3 separate regions of the Homo sapiens genome follow, and regions 1 and 2 are each linked to region 3. The links are chromatin contacts, found by Hi-C or POLR2A ChIA-PET in ENCODE. All regions are on one chromosome and are shown on one strand. Each heading gives the region's core, a stretch centred on a gene start or an enhancer-like site at or near the end of the contact. The rest is flanking DNA. Distances are from core to core; before and after follow the strand shown. Region 1 overlaps RAVER2 (ribonucleoprotein, PTB binding 2). Region 2 overlaps JAK1 (Janus kinase 1). Region 3 overlaps AK4 (adenylate kinase 4).

What was found. A loop is a pair of places that touch in the nucleus more often than their neighbours do. ChIA-PET counts read pairs that join two places held with the same protein, here RNA polymerase II (POLR2A). Pooled maps may share reads with other maps.
Region 1: a loop to region 3 is called in a map of A673, with 2.8 times the contacts of the local background. The contact joins two enhancer-like sites. A Hi-C loop is called at or near these places in 1 of 168 maps with a recorded cell type or tissue (A673) and 5 of 50 pooled maps. POLR2A ChIA-PET finds 5 or more read pairs at or near these places in 1 of 52 experiments (GM12878).
Region 2: a loop to region 3 is called in a pooled map, with 8 times the contacts of the local background. The contact joins two enhancer-like sites. A Hi-C loop is called at or near these places in 1 of 168 maps with a recorded cell type or tissue (aorta) and 3 of 50 pooled maps. POLR2A ChIA-PET finds 5 or more read pairs at or near these places in 1 of 52 experiments (H1).

The regions. Positions count from the first base shown.
Region 1 is chr1:64,825,858-64,828,557 of GRCh38, forward strand. The region is part of intron 11 of RAVER2 (ribonucleoprotein, PTB binding 2); the gene reads left to right. Among named protein-coding and RNA genes, the nearest start is that of RAVER2, 82 kb to the left of the region's middle. RefSeq lists an enhancer at 1,274-1,453. Within about 2 kb of position 1,319, at least 5 of the 41 ENCODE cell types and tissues checked have a DNase peak (open chromatin) inside an H3K27ac peak, as active enhancers do.
Region 2 is chr1:64,897,194-64,900,000 of GRCh38, forward strand. All of the region lies in intron 1 of JAK1 (Janus kinase 1), which reads right to left. Among named protein-coding and RNA genes, the nearest start is that of JAK1, 68 kb to the right of the region's middle. Within about 2 kb of position 1,423, at least 32 of the 41 ENCODE cell types and tissues checked have a DNase peak (open chromatin) inside an H3K27ac peak, as active enhancers do.
Region 3 is chr1:65,207,403-65,210,291 of GRCh38, forward strand. The region is part of intron 2 of AK4 (adenylate kinase 4); the gene reads left to right. Among named protein-coding and RNA genes, the nearest start is that of AK4, 61 kb to the left of the region's middle. RefSeq lists an enhancer at 56-135. Within about 2 kb of position 1,454, at least 5 of the 41 ENCODE cell types and tissues checked have a DNase peak (open chromatin) inside an H3K27ac peak, as active enhancers do.

The sequences.
Region 1 (2,700 bases), core at 69-2,568, 380 kb before region 3:
AATAAAATAGCGACTGCATAGAGAATGGGTTTCATAGTAGATGTGTGCAAAAGATTGGATTGGTGAGCAACATTTAAAAGAGCCAACTAATTTGAAATTCTAACGAGAGGGCAGGTGCCCAAAGCGAGAAGCACATTAACCTTTGCTTTGGTAGGCTCTAGTAGATTACGGTGTTCAGTTTTTCCATGTCAGAGTGTCAGAGACCATGGCCCATGACTATTTGCTGAAGGAGCTGGGAATGGATGCTTAGAAAATATTTTTTGAAAGGTATTCATTTACTCATTCAACCAGTATATACTGAATGTCTACTATATGACAGGACTGTTCTAGGCACTAGGGATATGGCAATGAACAAAACATCAAAATCCTTATAAGAATGGAACTTACATTTAGGGGAAAAAATTAGTAAAAGGAATAGTGATCGCTGCAGAGAAAATAAGATGGAGGCTAAAGAGTGTCTGGGAAGTCTTGGAGTTTAAATACGTGGTCAAGGAAGGGTTCATAGTAAAACTGATTCTTGGGCAAAGACCAGAACTTTAGGGAGTATGCCACATGAATATCTATGTAAAGTACATTCCAGGGACAGGGAACAGCAAGTGCAAAGGTACTGAGGCAGAAACATGCTTGGTCTGTTAAAGGAACAGCAAGCAACCTTTAGGGCAGAAGAAGAGGGAGCAAAGTGGAGAATAGGAGATGATGTCACAGTGGGGTCGGGGAGGCAGAGGGCACAGACAATTTAGGACCTTTTAGGCCCTTGTAAGGACTTTGGCTTTTACTCTAAGATAGAAAGCCACTGGGATGCTTTGAGTAGAGGGATAATTGACTGTATTTATAGTTTAACATGCCTAGCTGCTGTGTTAAATAATGAATGTAGAACATAGCAGGGTCAGTTAGGGAGCTGCTGTGGTACAATCCAAGTAAAAATGCTGACTTGGACAAGCCTGGAAGCAACAGAGGCAGTGACATGTGGCTGGACTGGAGACATTTTTGGAAGCTGGAGTCAGTGGGGTATACGAGGGTAAGAGAGGAGCCAAGTCCCCAAGAGTTTTGGCCTAGAAAAATGAATTTGTTATTGATTGAGATGGGTAAGACTGTGTGGGTGGAGCAAGTTTTATGGGTACGTTTTAGACATAAGATCCCTAAGTGAAGATGTTCCTTTATTGGTGTTCATTATACAAGTCTGGAGGTGAGGGGAGAGTTATGGGCCTCTAGAGGTACATATTTGAGAACCATCGCATTCCTGTAAATCGCTATAATTGTGAATTGCATGAAATTGGATGAGATCACCAAGGAAGTGAGGGTAAGTAAAGACACCAGGGGTTAGTCACTGTGCGTCTTAAGATTTCTCTTTCGATTTTGTTTTCTTGGTGAAATAGAAAGCAAAGCATCAGCTGAGAGTGAAGATGAGGGTGTACTGTTGGAGCTTCGAGAAAAGAGAAGGCTTGCAATAGTCACTTAGGGGAGTGGAGATCAGTGGGCAGGGTAGGGTGGGGATATAGTAGGATTGCCCAGGGGCATGAGGGTGAGGGGCCTCCGTTGAAGTTATGCCCATTCTGATAAGGAAGTATTAGACTTGGATTGTAGTTCCAAAGTACAGAATGGAACCACTGGGTGCAAACTATTCATAGAGTGGTTTCAGCCAACCCTAAAAAAGACCCTGCTAAAGATGAAGTCCTCTAAAATGACTATTGTGTTTGATTTCCACCTGAATATTAGACATGTAAAACTAGAATATTATAGCTTCTCTAAAGGTCTTCCTTTTGTTTGGTATTCAAAGCATAAATGCTCATCAAAATTGTTTTCAGATTTTCTAAATATACCACTTTGTTCTGTCTCATCTGTAAGTTTCATGCTACATTTTAAATCAAGTCTTAAATCACATATAATCTGTGTGTTTGCTCACATGCAAGTATCTAATAGGGACAAGTTCAATAGCCTCCTGGTGAGACTTAATAATGCCTGTCTCCTTCATTGCCATACTTTTTACAGAGCTGCTTATTAATCTTGCCATATTCCAAGATCAAGGGTATGGTCCTGTTTACAGTCCTTAGCCTGGCGTTCCAGCCCTCCATGACTGAGGCCAGCTTCATTTTTCAACCTCATTTGCCACTGCCCTCTTCTGCCTGCCAGCTGCTACCATCACAGGCCTGGCTTTTTTGCCATCTGCCTTTGCACAGGCCCTGCCTTTCTCCTGGAAGGGTCACCACCTATCTCCTCATGTCCATATCTGACCTCATCTCCAAATCCTAACTCAGATGCTATCTTATCCATGAAACCAGTGCCTGTACCTTTCAAACCCACCCCCCCCACCCCCCGCCCATTTTCCTTGTCTGGAAAAAGCTTTAGCACTTCACTTCTATTTCTCTTTTGTCAAAGTGACAGTCCCCTTTTAGAATTATGTTTTGCATTCCTCTTCCTTCCCCTCCTAGGATATGAGCTGTGGGAGGGCATAGTCCAAGTTTCATTCATCCAGGTAAACCTCATAGCACACAAGCCCAGTGCCCGCAATAGACCACTTATGAAGGAATGGATGTCTAGATCCTACAAATACAAAATAGAAGGAAAAATATTTGCTAACTTTATATTCTTTCCCTCTTTTGTGTTTTGTTGTGGTTGTGGTTGTGGTTCTTATGTAGGAATTTATTTCTCCCAGAGCACTGAGCTTTCTTTCAAAATTTTAAATCATCATTCCCCATTCAC
Region 2 (2,807 bases), core at 173-2,672, 310 kb before region 3:
CCGAGGCGGGTGGATCACTTGAGGTCAGGACTTTGAGACCAGCCTGGCCAACATGGTGAAACCCTGTCCCTACTAAAAATACAAAAATTAGCCAGGTGTGGTGGTGAGCACCTGTAGTCCCAGCTACTTGGGAGGCTGAGGCAGGAGAATCGCTTAAACCAGAAGGTGGAGGTTGCAGTGAGCTGTGCCACTGCACTCCAGCCTGGGCAACAGAGCAAGACTGCATCCCAAAAGAAAAAGAGAAAAAAAAAGAAGAGGAGCAGGAGGACGAGGGAGGAGGAGGGGGGGAGGGGGAGGGGGGGAGGAGGAGGGGGGAGGGGGAGGGGGAGGGGGAGGGAGGAGGAGGAGGAGGAGGAGGAGGAGGAGGAGGAGGAGGAGGAGGAGGAGGAGGAGGAGGAAAGCCGGAGGGTAAGGCACTTGACTGAAGACTAAACAGGTTTGTGTAGAACCAAAAAAGATGAGGTAAGGAGGAAAACTGGGCCCAGGCTACAAATGCCCCCTAAGGAGTCTGGATTTTCTTCTGAGGGGATACTACCCAAGGAGAATGCAGATCCCCAGATTCATGTGAATTCCTCAAGTGGAAAGTCCCCAGTATGTGAAGGTGTGCTACGTGGGGTGGGGGTTCTCACACATAGGAAATGATGGGAAAGGCATGGGCATAGGACACCTGAAATTCAACTGTGTAAAAATAATGTCCTTCTTTTTAAAGATTCTTAATGAATCTGCTACTCTTTGATGGATATATAGGCACTGTACATTGAGAAAGGACAATAAAATTTAACTGAGCAAACAGTTCAAATACTGCTATGGGTAAGAGCTAATTTGAATATTCATTTGAGGGATCCATACCTTTGCCCCACCTCGCTATACACACATACAAAAAGGAAACTTCTTTAAAAAATAAAATAAAATGAGAAGCTAGAGGTTTTCTTGTGTAAATCATGATGTTAATGAGTCAGAAAGAACTTTCCCAAAGCTTGTCTTCCTGGTTGTCGCGTCTGGCTGGGACATCCACTAATAGCACTGGGAGAGTCAACATTCTGCTGCTGGTGACTCATCCTCCTCTGCTAGCACAGTCGGAGGGACCAGCAAGTTCACGGGGCTGCCCTTGGGAGTCACTCTGAATTATTTTTGTAACATCTTGTCCTTGGATAAAAGGGAATACAGAGTCAGAAACCAGAGGCCAGGAGGCCATCTATTACTCAGCAGAGTTGTTTACACAGCCCTGTTCCTCTATTATCCAGAATTCAGTGTTCTGGATAACTGATAAAATTAAGGCACCTATGTTTCCAGGGAGCTGAATACAGCAAATGCACAAAAGTCATGTTGGATGAAATTCTACCTTCCCTTGATGATTCAGAAGACCATATCAGACCTTCTCAGGCATGACTGCAGATGACAAAGAGATTATTAGAACCTGATTTTGACCCATTTCCATCTCACAAGCCTGTGAAATGTGGACTCAAGGGTGTGGGAGAACTTCAGTTAGCAAAATTTGCATAAATAGTTTCCTTCTACTGTCATCCAGTTAAACAGTCTCCAGGAGCTTGCATGAATGCTTTATCAGGTCACCAAGCTCTCTGATGTATGTCCAGCCAGGTGCTCCCTGAACATTTCTGGGCCTGGCCAAAACTGTGCTTGTTCAGTGCATTTCAGCTGTATATATAGCTAATAATTAGCAGCAGAAATGTGGCACAAACCCAAATCTCATGGATCCCACATTGCACCAAAATAAATATTAATGAAGGCACCTCTGCCTTTTTAGTCTTTCTCCAAATGAATTTTTAAAAAAGCAAAGTTGGCTTAACTGCTCATGACCATTGACTAATATAAAAATCAATAAAAAATCAATAATTATATACTTTTTACAATTTACAAAGCACTTTCAATACTTGATCTCAATCCTCACAATAATTTGAAGTATCATTCCTCTTATTCTACTCATAAGCAAACTAAAGCTTAGAAACACTAAGTGACTTGTGAAAGATCACATGTATTTATTACCTAGGACTCAAATCTAAGTCATTAGACAGCAAAGGAAATGGAAACAACTAATGGAAAAAGGACCTATAATCATGGTGAAAAGGTGAAATTTCAGTAAATTAAAATTGTTTATCTATCTAGTCAGTAAAGTTGGTGTTATACTTCTTTTTAAATGTAAATATAAGCCTGGATTAGGTAGAAGTATAAATTACTGTCACCTATAAACTATGGGTGACAACTCTAAAAATCATTTAGACTCATCATAAATGCACACATTCAACATTATAGAAAGATATCACTGAAAAGCCAAAGTTCCCCTCCCTCCTCCCAGAGATAGTCACTATTCAGTTTTTGGTAAGGCTGAGCAACCCAAATCAAAAAATCTGAAGTCTGAAATGCTCCAAAATATGACTTTTTGACTACCACATTTCTTGAAGGAAATGCTCATTGGAGGATTTTGAATTTTCAGATTTGGGATGCTCAATGGGTAAGCATAGTGCTAATATTATAAAATCCCAAAAATCTGAAATCTGAAAATTGTCTGGTCTCAAGCATTTCAGATAGGGGATACTCATCTGTACAACTCTCCCTGAGAACAATTTAGCTCCACTTTCAATTTGGACTTGAAGATTCTCCTATGTTTTGACACAAGAATCTTACAATATGGTAATGAAAAAATCAAATTGAAAAACAGCATGTATAGGATGATCCTAGCTATGATGCATAGACGCACACATGTAATCCTAAAGAAACGGTGACAAAATGGATGGGGAGGACATTACAAGAATAATTACCTGTGAGTATTCCAAGGTGTTTGTGATAGT
Region 3 (2,889 bases), core at 204-2,703:
AAACCCTGGGATCTATAACTAGTGTCCCAGGAAGCTGCCATGAGCAGGAAGTGGGTTCTAGAGCTCTCAGCACTGTGGGGAGTGTGGGGCTCACAGAGTGGTAGGAGGAAGCATAAACTTCAGTTGCTGACATCTGGAGCACAGCTGCTGTTTTTTTTTTTTTTTTCCTTCTACTTTCATTTTAGGTTTAGGGGATACATGTGCAGGTTCGTTACACGGGTAAATTTCGTGTACAGATGATCCTGTCACCAAGGTAGCGTAGTACCTGATAGGTAGCTTTCCAACCTGCACCCTGGTCCTGGTTCAAGCAGTCCCTGTTGTCTGCTGTGCCCACCTTTGTGCCCATGTGTATTCAATGATTAGCTACCCCTTATAAGTGAGAACACATGGTATTTGGTTTTCTGGTCTTGAGTTAGTTCTCTTAGGCTAATGGCCTCCAGCTGCATCCATGTTGCTACAAGGGACATGATCTCATTCTTATTACGGCTGCATAGTATTCCATGGTATATGGAATATATACCACATTTCTTTATCCAGTCCATCATTGATGGGTATCTTGGATGATTCCATGTTTTTGCTATGGTGAATAGTACTGTGATGAACATACAAGTACATGTGTCTTTTTGGTAGAACAATTTATTTTCCTTTGGGTGTATACCCAATAATAGTTTTGCTGATAGTCGTAAGTTCTTTGGGAAATCTCCACAGTGCTTTCCACAGTGGCTGCACTAATTTACATTCCCACTAGCAGTGTGTAAGTGTTCCTGTTTCTCTGCAACCTTGCTGGCATTTGTTGTTTTTTTACTTTTTCGTAGTAGGACAGCTGCTGCTTCTTTTCACCATCTGTTAATAATAACTGGATGACATGGAATATGGAGGTCTTTGATACATGTACAAATAAACATTGTGTAAACAGATAAGGAAAGTATACGATAGGAGAGAGAAAAGGCCTTTATGAAGCAGGTTTTGGTGGTAATTAATTTGCTACTAAGGCTTCCAGTTGGTGATGTGAGTGATTTGAACTCCTGGGCTAGGGAAGGCTGTGGAAGAATAACCAACCACCTGCTTTCAACTTTAAGCTAATCATCAGTGATTGATTGTCATGAACAATGGCTTGCATTTGTAACTTGGTTCTTACTTATTCAACAACTGGGAAGAGATGGGCGGTCCGAAGCAACTATGTTAGCTCCAGATCTTAATGGAGGTAGGAAGGGGGCTGATGTCGCATAGCCTTTTCACAAGCTGCCAAACCCAGGCGGATGTTGGAAGTTGCCCTTCTGAACTGCCCTTTCATTTCCATCAGGCGGAGGGCTTGCTTTGCTGCCTGGGAACGTGGTGGTGGACTCTGGCTCTGCACCCTTCCTGCAGAGTGAATGCGCTCCAAATTAGAAAAACAGAAGTGTCCTACTTTCTATTCCCCACCACTGCCTCAGCTTGTTGCCGCAGCACCTCCTGCTTCAGCTGCCCTTCCTTGGGTTCTTGGCATGGCTGGGAGGAGCAGGTGCCAAGGCCCAGTGGCCAGCACTGCTGGGAACACAATACCAGTCAGGAATTTAATGATATCTCACTGCACTTAGTAAATATTTTGTGGGGGGGGTCTTAAAAAAAACAACCTGTAGATGTCATAATTAGTGATATAACAAGACAGATTCTGGAAGAAATTTAAAAATATAAAATTTCAGCTTTCAATCTGGATTGGCTGTTTGAATGAAAAGAGTGAGCAGCTTTTCTAGGCTTGGTTAGGGGATGAGGGATAGCGATAGTCTGGTGTGGAAGCATGATAAAGCATGCGGTGGAACAGACCCTCTGAGGAGCTAAAGGGAGGAAAGCAAGCAGTCCATGCTTAAACATGATCTTTATTTTACGTTAGCTCTTGGCATTTCTACTTCTTCAACAATTAATGGAATATATTCACATTTGGAATGGGCTAATTAAGGAACCTAGAATAACGCTAGTCAGTCATTTAGAAAGCCTTTCTTGGAGTGTTACTTTTAGTAAATGTAAAAGCATACTTCAACTTGTAATTCTCTCTAAATGGAAAAATTATAAATGCTGCCACCTGTTGACAAAATTTGAGGGTGCATTCTACTCCAGTTGGTCAGTGATCCCTGCCGACAGGGGATCTTACTGGCTGGATAATGACCCTCAGCTAAAAATGCTTTAAAATGTGCTGGTCTGACTGTACCTTATCTGACATTCTGTTCTTGGCGGCTGATTGGTGTGAGAAGTACACCTGAATTGCTTTGATTTGTTTAGCCCAACTTGAGACACAGATGTAGATCAATTTAAAGAATGCTGAAGCTCCCATGCTACCTTATAGAATCCATCATTTAAGACACCATTTCATATTGTATGCCCTGAAGCCTTAAAGTGGATCTGTGGCTGAAAAGTATGTTTTTCTTTTTCTTTTTTTTCTTTTTTTGAGATAAGAGTCTTGCTCTGTCACCCAGGCTGGAGTGCAGTGGCATGAACATGGCTCACTGCAGCCTTGGCCTCCTGGACTCAAGCGATCCTCCTGCCTCAGCCTCCTGAGTAGCTGGGACTAAAGGCATATACCACCATGCCTGGCTAATTTTAAATTATTTTGTAGAGACAGGATCTCACTTTGTTGCCCAGGCTGGTCTCAAAATCCTGGGCTCAAGTGAAATCCTCTCAAAATGCTGGGACTGTAGGTGTTGACCATTCTTCTCGGCTGAGTATCCATATTTTAAAAGTCTTGTAGATGAATAAATACTACTACTTACTTGGTAGAGCACTTGCCCTTATGTCTAACCAGAGTGAGAGAGAGCCCCTTTTCAGGACCTGTGACACAGCACCCCAAACTTTGGAGGCAGCCTTAGCCTATCCCCAGGGCCTCTGTGACCATTGCTGGGTCTAGGACACCACACT